Regions from separate parts of the Homo sapiens genome. Here region 2 is linked to region 1. The links are chromatin loops, found by intact Hi-C in ENCODE. Cell type or tissue: CD4-positive, alpha-beta T cell. All regions are shown on one strand.

Evidence for each region. Peaks named below come from ENCODE experiments on the same cell type or tissue, not always from the same donor. Only the 100,000 strongest peaks of a DNase experiment are listed, where the experiment ranks them.
Region 2: it touches region 1 in a loop (4-fold over the local background); 2 of 110 quality-filtered maps call a loop at or near these places.

What each region holds. Positions count from the first base shown.
Region 1 is chr22:35,548,514-35,556,513 of GRCh38, reverse strand. It overlaps RASD2 (RASD family member 2), which reads right to left. Exons shown (of 3, transcript NM_014310.4): 3 at 2,515-5,011. The coding sequence ends at 4,482. Among named protein-coding and RNA genes, the nearest start is that of RASD2, 12 kb to the right of the region's middle. RefSeq lists enhancers at 3,245-4,224, 6,761-7,471. In CD4-positive, alpha-beta T cell, no CTCF peak of the experiment used is centred here; a DNase peak (open chromatin) is centred at 3,833.
Region 2 is chr22:35,254,292-35,262,291 of GRCh38, reverse strand. It overlaps HMGXB4 (HMG-box containing 4), which reads right to left and starts at 4,799. Exons shown (of 11, transcript NM_001003681.3): 1 at 4,735-4,799. LOC105373017 (a long non-coding RNA gene) reads left to right here and starts at 767. Exons shown (of 4, transcript XR_938210.3): 1 at 767-4,104; 2 at 5,031-5,079. RefSeq lists a silencer at 4,240-4,739 and an enhancer at 5,005-5,505. In CD4-positive, alpha-beta T cell, a CTCF peak has its summit at 4,414; DNase peaks (open chromatin) are centred at 4,491 and 4,841; H3K4me3 peaks cover 1,628 bases; H3K27ac peaks cover 763 bases.

The DNA.
Region 1 (8,000 bases):
CCAGACACTGCACCCCAACTCACTGGACTCTCCCACTAGAGAGCAACCTCTCAGCTGGCTCAGTTATAAAAGCCCTGGAGACAAAAATGTGCTTTGGAATCAGACATGGTTTCTCATCCAGCTCTGCTCCTTCCTGGCTGTGCAACTTTGGACAAGTGACTTTACCTCTCTGAACTCCATTCTCTCTTATCCAAAAAAGGATTCCAGCTAGCTCTGCCATGAGGATTCAATGACAGGACGCAGGTAAAAGGCTCAGCACAGTGCTTGGCACAGAGTAAGGTCTTCGCAAAGGTCAGCTCCTTTTCCCTTCCCCCATTCCCGGCAGCCTTCACTGCCGAGCCCCTGGCAGGCCTCCCATCAGCCCCCACCAAACCGTGATGCAGACTGAAGTTTTTCTTTCGAGTAAGTGACAGGTTCAGGGAGGTGGAACAGAACAAGTACTTAGAGTTCACAGCGCAGAATTCTTTGAAATCATGTTCCCAATGCTCCCTTCCTAGGGTCGGGGGATTAGCCGGCTATCCTGGGCTTGGCTCTAAATGGTCTCACCATGAAGGGAATTTTCCTACAATCTTATCCTACCCACTGTCCCAGGGCTAAGAAGACATGTGTCTTTCTCCTCTGTGGCAGCCTGTTGCTGTCAACCCCATTCCAGGGCAAGGACTGTGGGATGCAGGGAACAAAGAGTGGGGCTAGAGCTGGGGCTGGGGCGAGCGTGTTCTGTTTGGTGATGATTGGAATGTTGTGAGTTATGCAATAGGAATATTAATTCCTTCTAGTAGAGACCATCAGGGCTGCGAGAGGCTGTTGGTGTGTATCTGGTCCGGATGCCTTCCTCCCGCCTCCCATTTACTCATGAAGAAAAGGAGGCCTGCGAGGGGACGAGACTTATTTCCAGACCCACATAGAGAAAGGGAGTGGCAGCAGCAGGCTGGGCTCCAGCGGGACACCGTGGAGGCCTGTCTCTGTGCACCAGCGCCCTTGTTATGGTTCAGCGCTGATGGCGATGCAGAAGGGAGTGTTCGCCTCCATGCTTTGTGTGTATGAAAACCAGGATCTAGAAAGTGTCCGAGGGACATGCCTCCCACACTGACCTTCTGTGGCTGGGGTGGGCAAAGGATTGGAGGGGAGCTGGGCTGCTAGATTATCAGAAGCTGGGAGACAGGCCCCAGGTAGGCAGAGGTTAGGAGCCGAGCCCCCAGGTAGGCAGGGACTAGAAGCAGGGTCCCCCAGGTAGGCAGAGGCTGAAAGCAGGGCCCCCAGATATGCAGAGGCTGGGAGCGGGCCCCCAGATATGCACAGGCTGGGAGCGGGGCCCCCAGGTAGGTAGAGGCTGGGAGTTCTCCAGCTCCCCACACTATGGACTTGTGTGGTCTCGCCTCCACCACAGCCTGGCTCTGTTTTGTGAATGTCTGTGCAGAGGTTGTGGCTTCCCAATGGACAATGTGGTTCCCAATGAACCTTACACTGCCTGTCTCTCGACCTCCTTTATGGCCTAGCTCCCTGATCCTGCTGGTGGCATTTGCTGATCAAAAGCACAGATGGTTTCCACCTCCCTGATGCAAAATCTTTCTTCAGCCAGACGGAAATCAGACAGCCTCTGGTGTTGAATCTCTGATCTGCCACTTCACCAGCTGTGCCATCTTGGACAAGATATTGAGCTCTCTGAGCCTAAATGCTCAGATGGGGTGAACATGAGTGGGCTTCCCTCGGGGCTGGGTGATAGGATGGCGTGAGACTCGCTGGGTAAAACACACAGGGAGTATTTTACCTCACTGACTTCCTCCTTTCCCTCTGCCCAGGGAAGCCTCTCAGTCCCAGGGGGCACATTCCGTGTTGGTCAGGGCCCAGACCTTCTCCCTCAGCCTCCACTTTCCATCCTCACCCACATCCTGTCTCACTTCACAGGAGTGCTCATGCTGTGGGTTCCGTCCAGAATGTGGTCCAACAAATCCATCACACGCAGGTGGGGGCGTGTCCCAGCCCCTGGGGTGAGTCTAAGTAAGGCTGCCCACGCTTGGCATTTGAGGCCAGATAATTCTCAGTGGGGTGGGGGTGGAGGGGCATCCTGTGCGTTGGAGGATACTGAATGGTGTCCCTGGCCTCCACCCACCAGATGAGAGTAGCAGCCCCAGCCCCAGGCTTGGAAAAGGTTTCCAGAGATTGCCAACTGTCCCCTGCGGGTGAAATTGCTGCTGTACAGGAATCACAAAGAACTCAGACACGGAGATCCTCCTGGAGCTAATGGTCCACGGGGGCCCCTTCTTTGTGGACACAGACACCTCGGTACACACACCCGGAGGACCCAGGAGGGCCAGGCTGAAGGAGGGCATCACCTTCCATCTGGGGGACTTATCCCCCTCTCCCCACACTTACACTTGAAGGTGGACTCAGTGCTGACCCTCAGGGCCAGGGCACACGGCAGGTGCATTTTGGGAGGGAAAGGCCAGCTTTGGTCTGGAAAGGGGCACACCTCCTCTTGGAAATACAAAAAATACACATGGGCAAGGACACGGCTTTGTAACAAACCCACTTTTATTGATAGTGTACACGGAGATCCATGGTGGCGGGGCTGTGCCTGGGTGAGAGCGGGCCACACACCGGTGCAGCCAAGGTACCTGGTCTGCTCAGAAGGCTCAGGCAGTGGGTGGGGAAGGGGACAGAGGCAGGGTTGGAGCTGCTGCTTTGAGCACAGACGCAGGCAGGGGCCAAGGCTGGGGTGCAGGTGCAGGTATGCAGAGCTGGGGCTGGAGCATGTGTACATCTGTGTGTACATCTGTGTGTACTTGTATATACATGGGCATGGTGTACACAATATCTACAGGGACCCTCACAGACTGATCTAGGGAGAGGGTTGAGGACAAGATGTCCCAAAGCCCTGAAGGCCCCAGGGGCCAAGCATCAAGAGAGGGAGCACATCGTGGTATGTACTGAATGCCCAGCGCTAGCTTGCTTCTGCCACCCACAGACTTGCTGTGTGACCTGGAGGAAGTTACTTACCCTCTCTGAACCTCAGAAAGACCCAATAGAAGATCACTAAGGTTCCTTAGGGCCCTAAAACTTCAATATGTTTAGAGAGATTAAAATACAAAATATACTTGTTAAGAGCTGATGACAAGGGCCTTTGGTTTATGGGTTCAAAACCCACCATGCCTGAGTACATGGTGGTACCCAGCATAGCCCAATCCCGGGCACAAGGAGAAGACCCGCCCTGAGCTTTTCTGTCGGATCCCTCCCAGGCTCAGTTCTGGGTCCCAGCTGCTCCTCCCCGCCTCCCCACCGCTGTGTGTGCAGAAGGTGGTGGGGCAGCAGGGGCGGGCAGAGGCCAGGACTGGGGACCCTCTTGGTTTCCTAGGACACAGTGAACCCAGCACCCAGTAGGTGCTTAATAAATGCTTGAGGAACGAGCACAGTAGAGGGCAGCCTGGTTCTAGGTGGAGCTGTACCCTGAATTTGCTAGGGGACAAAGGTGGGGCCTGGTGCTCATCGTGTCCCCTCCGAGTCTCGGTGGTATCCTCTGTGAAATGGGAGCATTAAAAAAAAGCAGTCCTGGCCTGCCCACCCCACGCTTGTGCAATTGTCTGTAAACCGTGGAGCTCAATGGCGGAGGTCAATGTCTAGCTGCAAACAGGCCACGGAAACCCTGTTTGGGAGCAGAGGAGGAAGGCGTCCCGGGTGGAGGCCGTGGATCTGAACTGGGTGAGGGCCTGGCCAAGGAGGGAGTCACTAGGCTTTTACAGTACAATGATTTCCATTTCTACTACTATACATGACACGAAAACAGCTGCAACCACAACAAAGCACAACTGTCGGGCGGAGGGACCTAGGAGAGGAGGCTGAGGAACGCGGTCAGGAGGTGGGCGTGGTCTAAGTGGTGGGCGTGGTCTAGGAGGTGTGGCCACGCCCCCTTCAGACACAGAGTCCACTGGCTCAATGTCAGGCGCAGCTGGGGGCCAACTTGTGTGTGTGCTGGGGGTGGGAGGGGGTGCAGAGGCAGCTGAACCAGAGCGTAAGAGTTGCAGGGCTGGGAGAGAAGTTCTCCCAGCTGCCACCCAAACCAAGCTGGGTGTTATGCCAGGAGAGAGGAGACCTTTCTCATCTGGCCTTCTGTGTCCTTTTCATCCTGAGGCTTGTCCCAGGAGGCTCCATATGACGCAGCAATCCTCACCCCTCTGGCATCAACATTTCTTCCAACCCCAGGAGAGGAAGGTGTAACTTGAGTCTCTGCCTAACTCTTGAGGCTGCAGAGATGTGTCCTCCCACAGAGGAGATGAAACCACCAAGGAGCTGTGGACAAGCGGACTCAGGAAAGCTGTGAGAAGGCAGACGAATGTGCGGAGGCCAGCGCCCGGGGGCCTCCAGTCTGGTGCCTAAGGTCTGTGAACAAGACTGCTGCCGGGGCCTCGGTGGGGAGATGCGCACAGTGGGCATCTGGGGCCACCTCCCTGAAGGCACTGGCCAAGCCCCGCCCCAGCATCCCTCGCTCACTGGATGGTGCACTTGTCCCTCTCACGGGCCTGGCCTTCCCGAAGGACCTTGGCCTTGATGTACTTGAGGTCACTGTTGACGCTGGGGCGGCGGGCGAAGGGCGAGACCATGCCATAGGCGTCCATCTCCTTGACGCGGCGCATGCAGAAGGGCCTGGGGTGGAAGGCGTCACCGTACTGCACGGAGATCTTGCGATGCAGGGCGGGGCTCATCTCGTGTGGCAGCTTGGCCATGCTGAAGAGCACGTAGAACATCTCGTCCACGTTGGTGTTCTTCTTGGCCGACACCTCGAAGTAGGCGCAGTTCTCGTCGCCCGACACCAGCAGCTCGGCCTCGGTGGTGGGCACCTGGCGGCACAGCTCGCCGTGGTCGTTCTTGTTGCCACAGATGACCATGGGCAGCTCCGCCGCCTCCTTGGTCTTGTTCTTCAGGCAGGACTTGACCTCCAGGATCTGCTTCTGAAGGCGCTTGACCTCATCGAAGGACTCCCGGTTATCCAGGCTGAACACCAGGATGAAGACATCCCCTGCAGGGAGAGAGCCCAGGTAGTGAGTTCACCGGCCAGCTGCAACCCCTGCCCTCCTCTGGCCACAGAACATCAGCCCTAAGAGCTGGGAGTCACAGGTGCCCTGAAGCAGTTATGCGGCATAACTGCTTTAACCTACACAGCGACTCTTCGGGGTAGCTGCGATTATTCTCCCTGCGATTATTTTCCAGGACAGGAAACTGAGGCTGAGGGGGTTGAAGCCCCTGTTCACAGTCGCATAGCTAACACGTGGACCACTTGGTTCAAATACAGTTAACTCACTTCACATTTCTTTGCAGGGCTGGAGAGGGGTAGGTCACTTGTGTGGACTGTGTTCAGATAATAATAAAAATCATTTCTATGAGAGCAGGGGTCCTGCCTGTCTTGCTCAATGCCTAGTTTGCATCTGGCCTCATCCGCTTAGCTGCCAGCAGACTTGGGCAGATCACGAAACCTCTGTAACCTCAGTTTCTCTGTCTGTTTCATGAAGATGAAATATTACCTTGCAGGATGATTTTGGGAGTTATGCAAGATAATGAATGGACAGTGGCACATGCTCAGTGACCTCAGGTGTCAGTAATGATGAGAGTGAGGGCCTACTGGGGGCTAAGCACTGGGTGTATGCTCCAGGCCCGTTGTTCTCTTGATTCCTCACTATGCCTCTGTCAAGATTTTGTTACCTTTGCATTACAGGTGAGCAAACTGAGGCTCAGAAAGGGTATGCAGCCTGCCCAAGATCACACAGCTTCCGTGTGGCTAGGCTGAGATTTCTACCTGATTCTGTTCTCACCTAGCTCGTGCCTGGCACCCGGTAGGTGCTCTCTGCTTCTCAAATAAATCATAGGATGAAAAAGTGAGTGCTGGCCTCCAAGGCCCACACTGCCTCCAGGATAACTCACTGCATCACTCAAGGCAGGCTTGTGAATCTGAAACAGGGGCTGCTGTGGAGACGGTGGGGTGGTGGGGAGGCTGTCTGGACTGGTACCTCCATCCTGATTTCCAGCTTTTAATAAGCACCTTCCTCACTTTTGCTTAAACTTTTTTTTTTTTTTTTTTTTTTTTGAGATGGAGTCTTTCTCTGTGGCCCAGGCTGGAGTGCAGTGGTGTGATCTTGGCTCACTGCAACTTCCACCTCCTGGGTTTAAGCGATTCTCCTGCCTCAGCCTCTGGAGCAGCTGGGATTACAGGCGCCTGTCACCATGCCTAGCTATTTTTTATTTATTTATTTATTTATTTTCTGAGACAGAGTTTCACTCTTGTTGCCCAGCCTGGAATGCAATGGCAAGATCTCAGCTCACTGCAACCTCCACCTCCTGGGTTCAAGAGATTCTCCTGCCTCAGCCTCCCGAGTAACTGGGATTACAGGTGCCCATCACCACACCTGGCTAATTTTTTGTATTTTTTAGTAGAGACGGTGTTTCACTGTGTTAGCCAGGCTGGTCTTGAACTCCTGACCTCAAGAGATCTGCCCACCTCGGCCTCCCAAAGAGCTGGGATTACAGGCATGAGCCACTGCGTCCAACCACTTTTGCTCAAACTCTTGATAGCCTTGTGGTGTGACAAGATCCCTGTCTCACAGATGAGGAAACTGAGGCCCAGAGGAATCAGCAATTGGCCCAAATTCTTGAGAAGAGAAGCAACCAGTTCCAGCTTCTGGCAGAATGGCTGCCACCTTCCTCTGCACCCCCAGAGCACATCATTTACCCCCATTTAATGGCACATGGCACATTCAGAATGGTGTCCAGATCAAAGGTGTGCTCCAAACAGCTCGGGCACAGAGAAGGGTTCCATCACCCACTCGTCCTGGTCTCCCCAGGGCCTGGCACACAGTCAGTGTTAACCAAGGAAGCCTGAATGGATGGGAGGTGATGGAGGGAACTGCAGTGTGGGCTCTTCTGAAAGGCACTTGCGAGGCAGCGTCAGCTTGGCAACTCTTCCTGCTTGGGCTGCCAAACCCCATCCCGTTAGGCTAATCCGGGGCCCCTGAGGACTCGTGGCCTTGACATATTCAAATGCGAGACTGCGATGCCAAGCATCAGAGATCGGCCCGTCTGGCAGCTGGAAGAAGAGCTGGCAGTGGAATTAATGGCTTTCAGAATTTCCTGAGCAGCAGGAAAATGAGGTTGAAAAAATGAGGTTCCACCAGGTTGGAAAATGAGGCACGGGTTGGTGTGTGAAAAAAAAACAAGCATCAGACAGCTGTGCTCAGAATGATATGCGCCATAAAAAAGAGACAGACAAAAATACTCTCCATTGTGGGGATACAAATACGAATGCCGGTGTAGTCACGGAGGCCCGGAAGGCTCCATGCCAGACTGCCAGGGTGGCCACCTCCGGGGCAGGGGCAGGAGCCTGGGATTGGGGACATGGGTCAAAGGGGCATTAGCTTTATCTGTAGCGTTTGCAGGAGGGTGTGTTTGGGTATTACTTGTGTCACTGAAAATTAATGCTGAAAATATGCATGTGCTTCCTCTCTACATCTCCCCTCTCCTTCCCTCTGTCATTAGCCTTATTCATTGCAGCGGGTACCCAGTCCCCTCCCCAAGGCTGGGGGAGCTGACACCAATGCAATACCCGTCACGTGCTGGAAGCTCCCGCCACAAGCCTTCTTGCAGTCCTCACAGCCTCCCTGCGGGGTATGAGGTTAAGCCCACTGTGTGGCTGGGGAGGCTGAGACTCAGACAGGATGCATGTGCCTCTGGTCACACATTTAAGCCAAGAGGCCCAGCAAGGATTCGAACACAGGTCGACCCAGGGCTCTCCTATCTACATGCCCCTTCTCCAAAACTCGGGGTGGAGCGGAGAACTTGACTGCTGTCTGGGTCAGATGCTCGGAAAAGCCAGCCTGGAAGAGAAAGCACTCAAGGAGGGGCCACCCCGCAGCCTCAGTCTTGGCCTCAAGGCGGCAGCAGGGCTGGGAGTGGCATGGGTTTCTCTGTATAGAAGTACCTCAGTTGGGGGGTTATCTGAATGATGCCTAGAGAGTTGC
Region 2 (8,000 bases), 290 kb after region 1:
ATGCGAAATCACTGAGGAGAAGCAACCTTCCAGATGGAAATGCGCAGTGATCCAAGGGCTGACTGGAAGGGCAGCAAGAAATAAAAAGTGTCTTGTCACCTCCTCATTCTCTTTGTAAATACAGTGGGGTTGATACTGCAGGAAGTATACTAGGCTTAATTAGATTTCAGTCATGAATTAAAGTTGTCATTTGGGGAAGTATATAAAATACCTCCAATACAAAAAATATTTTCAAAATTAATGAGAATTTCTAAAATGCCAACAGGACTGACAACACTGAGACAGGGTAGAAACCAACATTAAGTTAGAGGGATAGGTTCAATCATGGTTACAACATACACAAGTAAAGCAAGATGCAGAGAAGACAGATCACATCAAACATTTGAAGACCACAAAATCCTACCAACTGGATTGGTGAAGCGGTAAAATCTATTGCATTGTAATTTAAACAGAAATGATTAACTGTATAGGGATGTTAAATATCTTTAGAGCACAATGTCTTTTGCATTTTTTGGGGGGGGCGACATGAATTTGTTCAAATTTATGTAACTGTAAAAGCAGGTACACTCCTTACATCAGTTGACCATATGACAGCTGTCACCACCACCAAGGCTTTCTTAAAGGCTAGGTGAAAATAGGGAGACATTTATCATTTGTCCACTGGTCATAAAACTTTTATGATTATTAAGACCTTCACTAATAAGAATTGCTATAATTTAAATGTTCTAGATATTGTATTTTTTATTGAATTTTTACAACCTTTTTTGGCATTTGAGTTTATATGTCCATTTTGACTTTGAAGATGACAATGCTATAAAATGCACTGTAAGGTAAAAGGATTTTTTTTTTTTTTTTTGAGATAGAGTCTTGCTCTGTTGCCCAGGCTGGAGTGCAGTGGCACGATATTGGTTCACTGCAACCTCCGCCTCCCGGGTTCAAGCGATTCTCCTGCCTCAGCCTCCCGAGTAGCTGAGATTACAGGCGCCTGCCACCGAGCCTGGCTAATTTTTGTATTTTTAGTAGAGATGGGTTTTCACTATCTTGGCCAGGCTGGTCTTGAACTCTTGACCTCGTGATCCACCCACCTCGGCCTCCCAAAGTGCTGGGATTACAGGCGTGAGCCACCGCGCCCAGCCAAGGTAAAGTTCTTTAAATGTTTTAAGAACAAGCAATTTCATAAGTCCTTCAGGAATTTTAAAATTACATATTAAATATTTTGGAAATGTTCTCATCCAATTAAGTCAGATGCTTACAAAGTTAATCTAATTGATCATTTATTTAAATTTAATTTTACCTTCATTATTATAAGGGTATTTAGAAATACTGAAGGACACTTAAATGACACATTACTAATTCCTTCAGGTAGCTGTGGACAATACTGAAGCATGGAACTTTTGTGAAAGAAAAGATGAATTTGATTAACAAGGGAGACTTTCATAAGAGTTACATTAAAAAGACTTATTTGCACAATCAGATAAAATACAATGTACATACAGGTAGGCCTAAATGGGAAAATGAAGCATTACCAAGAATGATTTATTAGATTAAGAAAAGAAACATAAAAAAGCATTTCTTCACTTCTCTGAGAAGTGAAATAAAGAATGGATTTGGTCAAAGTAAGAGAAGCTAGAGTAATGAAACTATATTAACTGGATTGTTTTAAAGTTCAATTGGAGAACTGCCTGTTCGAAGGGCCTTTTCATAGGAAACGAAGGGGACATAAGGTCAGGCCTCAGATAAAAATGTGAGGAGGCAAGATACATAATGTAGCCAGTTTTCCATGTTCCAGCATTTAAGGATGACACTTTCTCAGCGGAAACTACTGTCCTCCCCTTTCCACCCAAGTGGTGCTGACTCCAAAAGGGGTGCAGGTAGAAGGGAAATACAGGGAATTATATCAATTTATTTGAAAACAGCATATCCTCTCAATGGCACTAAAATACTGAGTTTATAAGAAAAATATATAGATTATATAGATTTTCATAGGCTGATAATGCCAAGAACCAATGGAGACCTCAAATTAAACACTTTCTGTGCATGAATTTTGGCAAAGAATATTTCAGAAATAATGGCAAAAAACTTAAATATTCAATGTCATAAATACAGTCATCAGTGTTTTGTCAACAACAAAATGCACTTGTATATGTAAGCAAAGGCTGGTCCTGAGACTTATAACAGGCCTTCCCTTTGGTAACATCAAAATCAACATAAAACAGAGTTGGGCAACCTAACAGAATAGAAATAAGTACCTCTGAAGACAGAAAGAAAGAAAGATGACTGTATCGTGGTCTCGTTACTGGCTGCTTTAAAAAACTAGTGGATTAAAAAGTTGTGAGAGGGAATAGAAAATTAGGAACTGCTTCTCAGAGGCACAGGCCAACCAAGAAAATGTGGTGTTGGCATTACATATATTAGGTCTACCACTGTTTAAATTTTCTTAAAAACACTGAAGAGCATTTTATAAATTACTGGATTAAATAACCTGAAGAAAAAAGAAGGAATGAGGCCTGAAGACACGTCCAATTCACTGAAGAACTGGGGCAGCCAAGAGCTTGAAAAACTAAAATTAAACACAACGGACTGTATCAGCCACAGCTTGGGCAGACCGATGGGCCCTGAATTTCTACGTTCTTTAAAATCAGGATATTATTGCAGCTCAGGGTTTAGTTTTGGAAAGATACCAGATAAATCTCAAGCAACAGTGTGAAAGAAAGGCAGAGTTCAGGCAACATTTATATAAGATCAGATGAACCCCTGATATTCCTTCCAGGTCTTGAATACAATCTGTGAAAATTCAGAGTTCAGGGGTAGAGAGTAGATTGTGAGGATTAATGAAAATGAATATTAGGTTTGATTTTCACATTAGAAAAGGGAGGTCATAATTACATTAAATGTTGGCAAATGTGAAACAGGTGTTAAAACCCAGTCTCAATTCAATAATTTGGGAGTTTATAAAATTCAATGTTGTCAACTCCAAGAGGCAAGAATAATTTTGTTTGTCTCAGTGTGCTAAGATATGACAACATAAGTAAAAGTTCACTATTTCATACTGTTGATACAAGTAAAAAACTGGTACCATAAAAATGTATACTTATGAAATGCACAAATTGTTAAATAGCTCTTCGGGGACTTTTCTTCAGGATATGAAAAAGGAGGGGGCAGAGTTGCTCTTTCCCTGGTAGATAAGCATACAAGTTATGTTCAGGCATAGGCCTTTGGGATGACCAAAGTAATCAGGAGGAAAAAGTCCTCAGATATAGCACTTTGTCATTTTGAAACTTCAAATTACAGTTAAAAAACAGGTTTCAGACTTTTTTTGAGGTAACTTGAGCTCCTGCAATCAACAACCTTCTTCACCCCATAATGTAAATGAGTATCGAAAAAAAGGAAACAAAGTAAGCCCCGTCACACGGACAGTAAGAGAAATTCTGAACTCCAGGTCTGTTCCAGGATGAGAGCCATGTCCAAGATTCTGCATTCTCTTCTTCCAACCACTCCTTTCAAGAACTCAAAATGCCAGTCAGTGCAGGTAAAGGAAGATGCACATCCGCCGGTTGCCAATTTCTGAAATTTTCTTGTTACTTCTACGATACAGACAAGTGATGCCTTCTCAACTTCGTCCAGGTTTCTTCCAATCTCCGAACACGGTGACTCCGAATCCTCTTGCCACTCCCTTCTCCAGGGACCTACCTAGGCAGCACTCCCAGCCCCTGCCAGCTCTGGAAGCTGCAGAGATCCCGACAGTCGGGGATGGGGATTGAATCCTCTCATTGCAGTGCAATTAAGCGGAACCACGACCACCGCACAGATTGGCTGACAACACACATTCCATAAGACCAGCAATCGAATTTTGAGAAGCCTTGTCCAATCAACAGGCTTTATTTGGGATTCAGTTTTTTACTTTGTTCTATTAGGAGGAAATATAATCAGCCACCAGCTTAGCCCTCCAAAAGAGGGGACAGAGATGTTTCTCCGCTTTTGCACGCTATAAAGTGAATCTACAAGTAGTAGTTGGTGGAGGGAAAATGGGCCTGCATGGAGAAGGCGCCCACCACGAAGGCACGGCCAAGCCGGGTTGCACGCAAGAAACACACAAAATACCAGGTGATTTACACAAACAGCCCCCAGGACCACCATTTTTGTGGTCCCCAAGGCAAACCAGTGGGATTCTCCCGGCAGTTTTGCGGCAACAGCTAGCTCAACAAAGCTCTGTGAAGAGGAAAAGAAGAAAGCTCCTCGTACTTTCTCCTGCCAGCCGCAGCCCCAGCCCTCCCGTGGCCGCGGCCACGAGCCCTTTCCCCCTGACAGCCCGAGGGACCCCCGCATCGCGGGTTCCGAGCCGCACAGCTCGACCTGAACCCGGGTTCCCGCGTCTCCGGCGGCCTCACGGCGCCCCCGAGGGCGGAGACGGCCCGGGCAGGGGGAGGGGCGGCCCGGGTCCGCAGGCCCCCGGGGCGGCCGCACGCCCCCTCCCGGCCCCGCAGCTTTCCCGCCTTCCCCGTTTGAACAGCTCCCGCCCGCCCTCCTCCTTCTGCCCGCTCCAGCCCCTTCCTGGGGGCGGCTGCGGCCGCTACTCCAGTCCCCGGCTCGGCCCCTGGGCTAGGCCGCGAAGGGCCTGGGGCACCCCAGAGGTGATGTCGCGGGCCCAGGGCGGCGGGTGGCGACGGGGCGGGGCTGCTGCCGCCTCAGGGTGGGGGCCCAGCCCGGTCTCCTGGGGTCTCCGCTCGCCGCTACCTTCACTCGGCTCGCCCGGATCCCGCCTCAACGCCGCCGATCGCCGCCATCTTGGAGAAGGAGAGAAAAGCGCGAGCGGCCAGGGAGCCTCAGTCGAGCCCAGAGCGCAGACTCGGGCTCCGGAGGGGGAATCCCGCTCGACCAAGAGCGCCGAGCGCATCGAATAAAACTCGGAGCCTGCTGAGCGCGGGAGCTGGCACTTATTTATTGAGAATTTGCTATGTCCCAGCCTTGCCCTAGAAGCTTACAAACATTATTTCACTTAATCCTCACTGTATTCCTGTCGCATTTTGCAGAAGAGAACCAGGCTGAGAGAAGTTAAGTGACGTGCCCAAGGATACACAGGTAGTTGGAATGTGAGACCGAGTATTACTCCAAGTCTTCTGATTCTGAATGCAGTGCTTTCCCCAAAATACTATGCTGTTTCTTTCAAGATATTGTTATACAGCAGTTCTCCTCTTTGCAACACCTAGATCTATGCAGATTAATAGCAGTGTGCTTATTTGGACTTCAGCATCTACATTTGAACATTTGGCATATTAGGGGTGAGGTGAAGAACTTATCTTTGTAACAATGTACAGTAAAATAATTTGCATGGCGAATCATCTACATTTTTTAGTTAGAAACAGTCTTCAGAGAGAGAGAGGAAGAGATGTCATATACAGGCGAGAACACAATTTTTCTGATTTGCCATTGAGAACTTCGACCAATGAGTAGAAATTACAGTGTATAGAACTTGGTTTGATATGAAGAAGAACGCCAGGGGCGGTGGCTCACGCCTGTAATCCCAGCACTTTGGGAGGCTGAGGTGGGTGGATCACCTGAGGTCAGGAGTTCGAGACCAGCCTGACCAATGTGGTGAAACCCCGTCTCTACTAAAAATACAAAAAATTAGCCAGGCGTGGTGGCGCGTGCCTGTAATCCCAGCTACTTAGGAGGCTGAGGCAGGAGAATCGCTTGAACCCGGGAGGCGGAGATTGCAGTGAGCCGAGATTGCGCCACTGCACTCCAGCCTGGGGGACAGAGTGAGACTCCATCTCAAAAAATATATATATATATGAAGAATAACTTATTTTTCTAGTACAGTTCAGTAGTACAATGGGCTTCCTTGTGAGTAGTGAGCTCCCTCCCACTGGAGGAGCGCTCAAGCAGAAGCTGGTGTTACTGTAAAGCAGAGAAGTTAGAGATGTAGATTGGCTTCTAGAGTTGTGAACCCCATGCAACGTAAAATCATGTGTGCAGTGTGTGTTTTCCTAGGGCCCAGGCCCCATAAAAAATTAAGAACCTCTGTCCTAGTGTATTTTCCATTGCAGAGTTGGGTGAGTGCTTGAAGACGAGGTAGTCATGAGACCAATAAAAGCAAGGTGATTTGTCTGAGACCACACTCTAATCAGTGATCAGATAAAGATGAAAAGCCAGATTGTTAGACTCTGGTTCAGTGCTCTTTTTGCTATATCATGCTCTCTCCCCCTCTGCACTGAGTAGAAGATTGATTCTGTTTCTTACAACTGTGAGATGCTGAGATGTTAAAACACCTGAGATAAAGTTGCTGAAATCATTTGCAAAATGTAACTGCAAATACTTAATAAAAGTAGCATGGCCTTTTTCTCCGCAGCTCCCATCCTACTCACCAAAAAGACAGGCAATGAGTTTCACCAAAAGGTGTTAGATTGCATTTCTGGGACACCCTGCCTGACGTTAGGCTTCCCTTTGAGGCATTTAAGAGCCCTAATGATGTATTTCCTTTTTGTTCTTCAGAGCCCTAAATCCATTGGTCAGGATGATTTCAGTTGTGACAGAAACCCATTTCCATGTGTTTCCCCAGAAGAGGGGAATTTATTGGCTCACATGATTGAAATTTCCAGTACCTGCAGACATGGTCACTTCCAGGGAGGTAACTCAAGCTGGTCCTTTGACGTGTCTGTGGTGCTCTCCTCTGTTAGCTTTATTCTCAGATTCAGGTGATGACTCCAGCAGCTCCAAGCTTCATCATCTTTCCTGCTAGCAGTGTCCCTGTGGAGGGAGGTTTTGTTTGTTTGTTTTGAGACAGGGTCTTTCTCTGTCACCCAGGCTGGAGTGCAGTGGCACGATCACAGCTCACTGCAGCTTCGACCCCCTGAGTTCAAGCAATCCTCCCACCTCAGCCCCCCAAGTAGCTGGGACCACAGGTGCATGCCACCATGCCCAGGTACTTTTTGTATTTTTTGTAGAGATGGGTTTTTTTTGTTGTTTTTTTTTTACCATGTTGCCCAGGCTGGTCTCAAGCTCCTGGACTCAAGCAATCCTCCTGCCTTGGCCTCCCAGAGTGCTGGGATTACAGATGTGAGCCACCATGCCTGGCCCTGGAAGGAGTTTCTTTTTCCCTTTTGCTTTGGCAAAAGTCATGGGATTGATTCTTATTGCCTGAATTAGATCATGTGTCCAGACAAAAAGCAATCACTATGAGTAAAGGTGTGGAGTCTGCTGCTGCTGCTGATTGGTTAAATTAGGTCATCTGCTTACCTCCAAAATTAGGTTGGGGTAGACACAAAGAAAATCAAGGGTTGCTGTCAGAAGGGTGAGTGCATGTTAGGTAGGCAAAAACAGTAGCTGTCCCCACACTCTACCACTAGCTTGGACCTAAAAGCCTTATGAGTCCTATTGGTCCCATTTCTTCTTTTAGTCCACCTGAAGATGGAGCATATCAAGTTCTTGCTCATTTTAAGCTCCTGGAGACCTGAAGTCAGATCTCTCCTCAGCCTACTCACTCAATCACAAAATGCTATTAACTTGCTCCCAGTCTTGGATCATTGCACTTCCATTTATTAAACAGATATTTATTGAAAACACAGCATGTGGCAGGTACTGTCTTAAGTGTTGGGAATAGAACAGTGAACAGAATTGAGAGTCCTTGGCCCCCAGGAGCTTACATTCCGGTTGGGTTGGGGGACACAAAATTAAGATATGAATACTACATTCAGTGATAATCAGAGGTGGAGAAAATAATGCCAGGTTGGCTACGAGAGTACCAGCAGGGGATGTGGGTAGGAACAGCTTGTTCTTTAAAACAGTAATCAGGGAGGCTTCTCTGTTGAGGTGCACACCGGAGCTAGCTCAGCCAGAAGTGGGTTGGTGGTGGGAGCCAGGAGATCATAGTTCCTTGAATGTATTCAAGTGCTTCCTCTGTACCTTGCTGGAAAAGTATTCTTTGCTGACTATCTTTCATAGTTCTCTTGCATTTTTGAAACTTGGAAAGACAGAAAAGAGGACCCTCTGGGCAGGCCTAG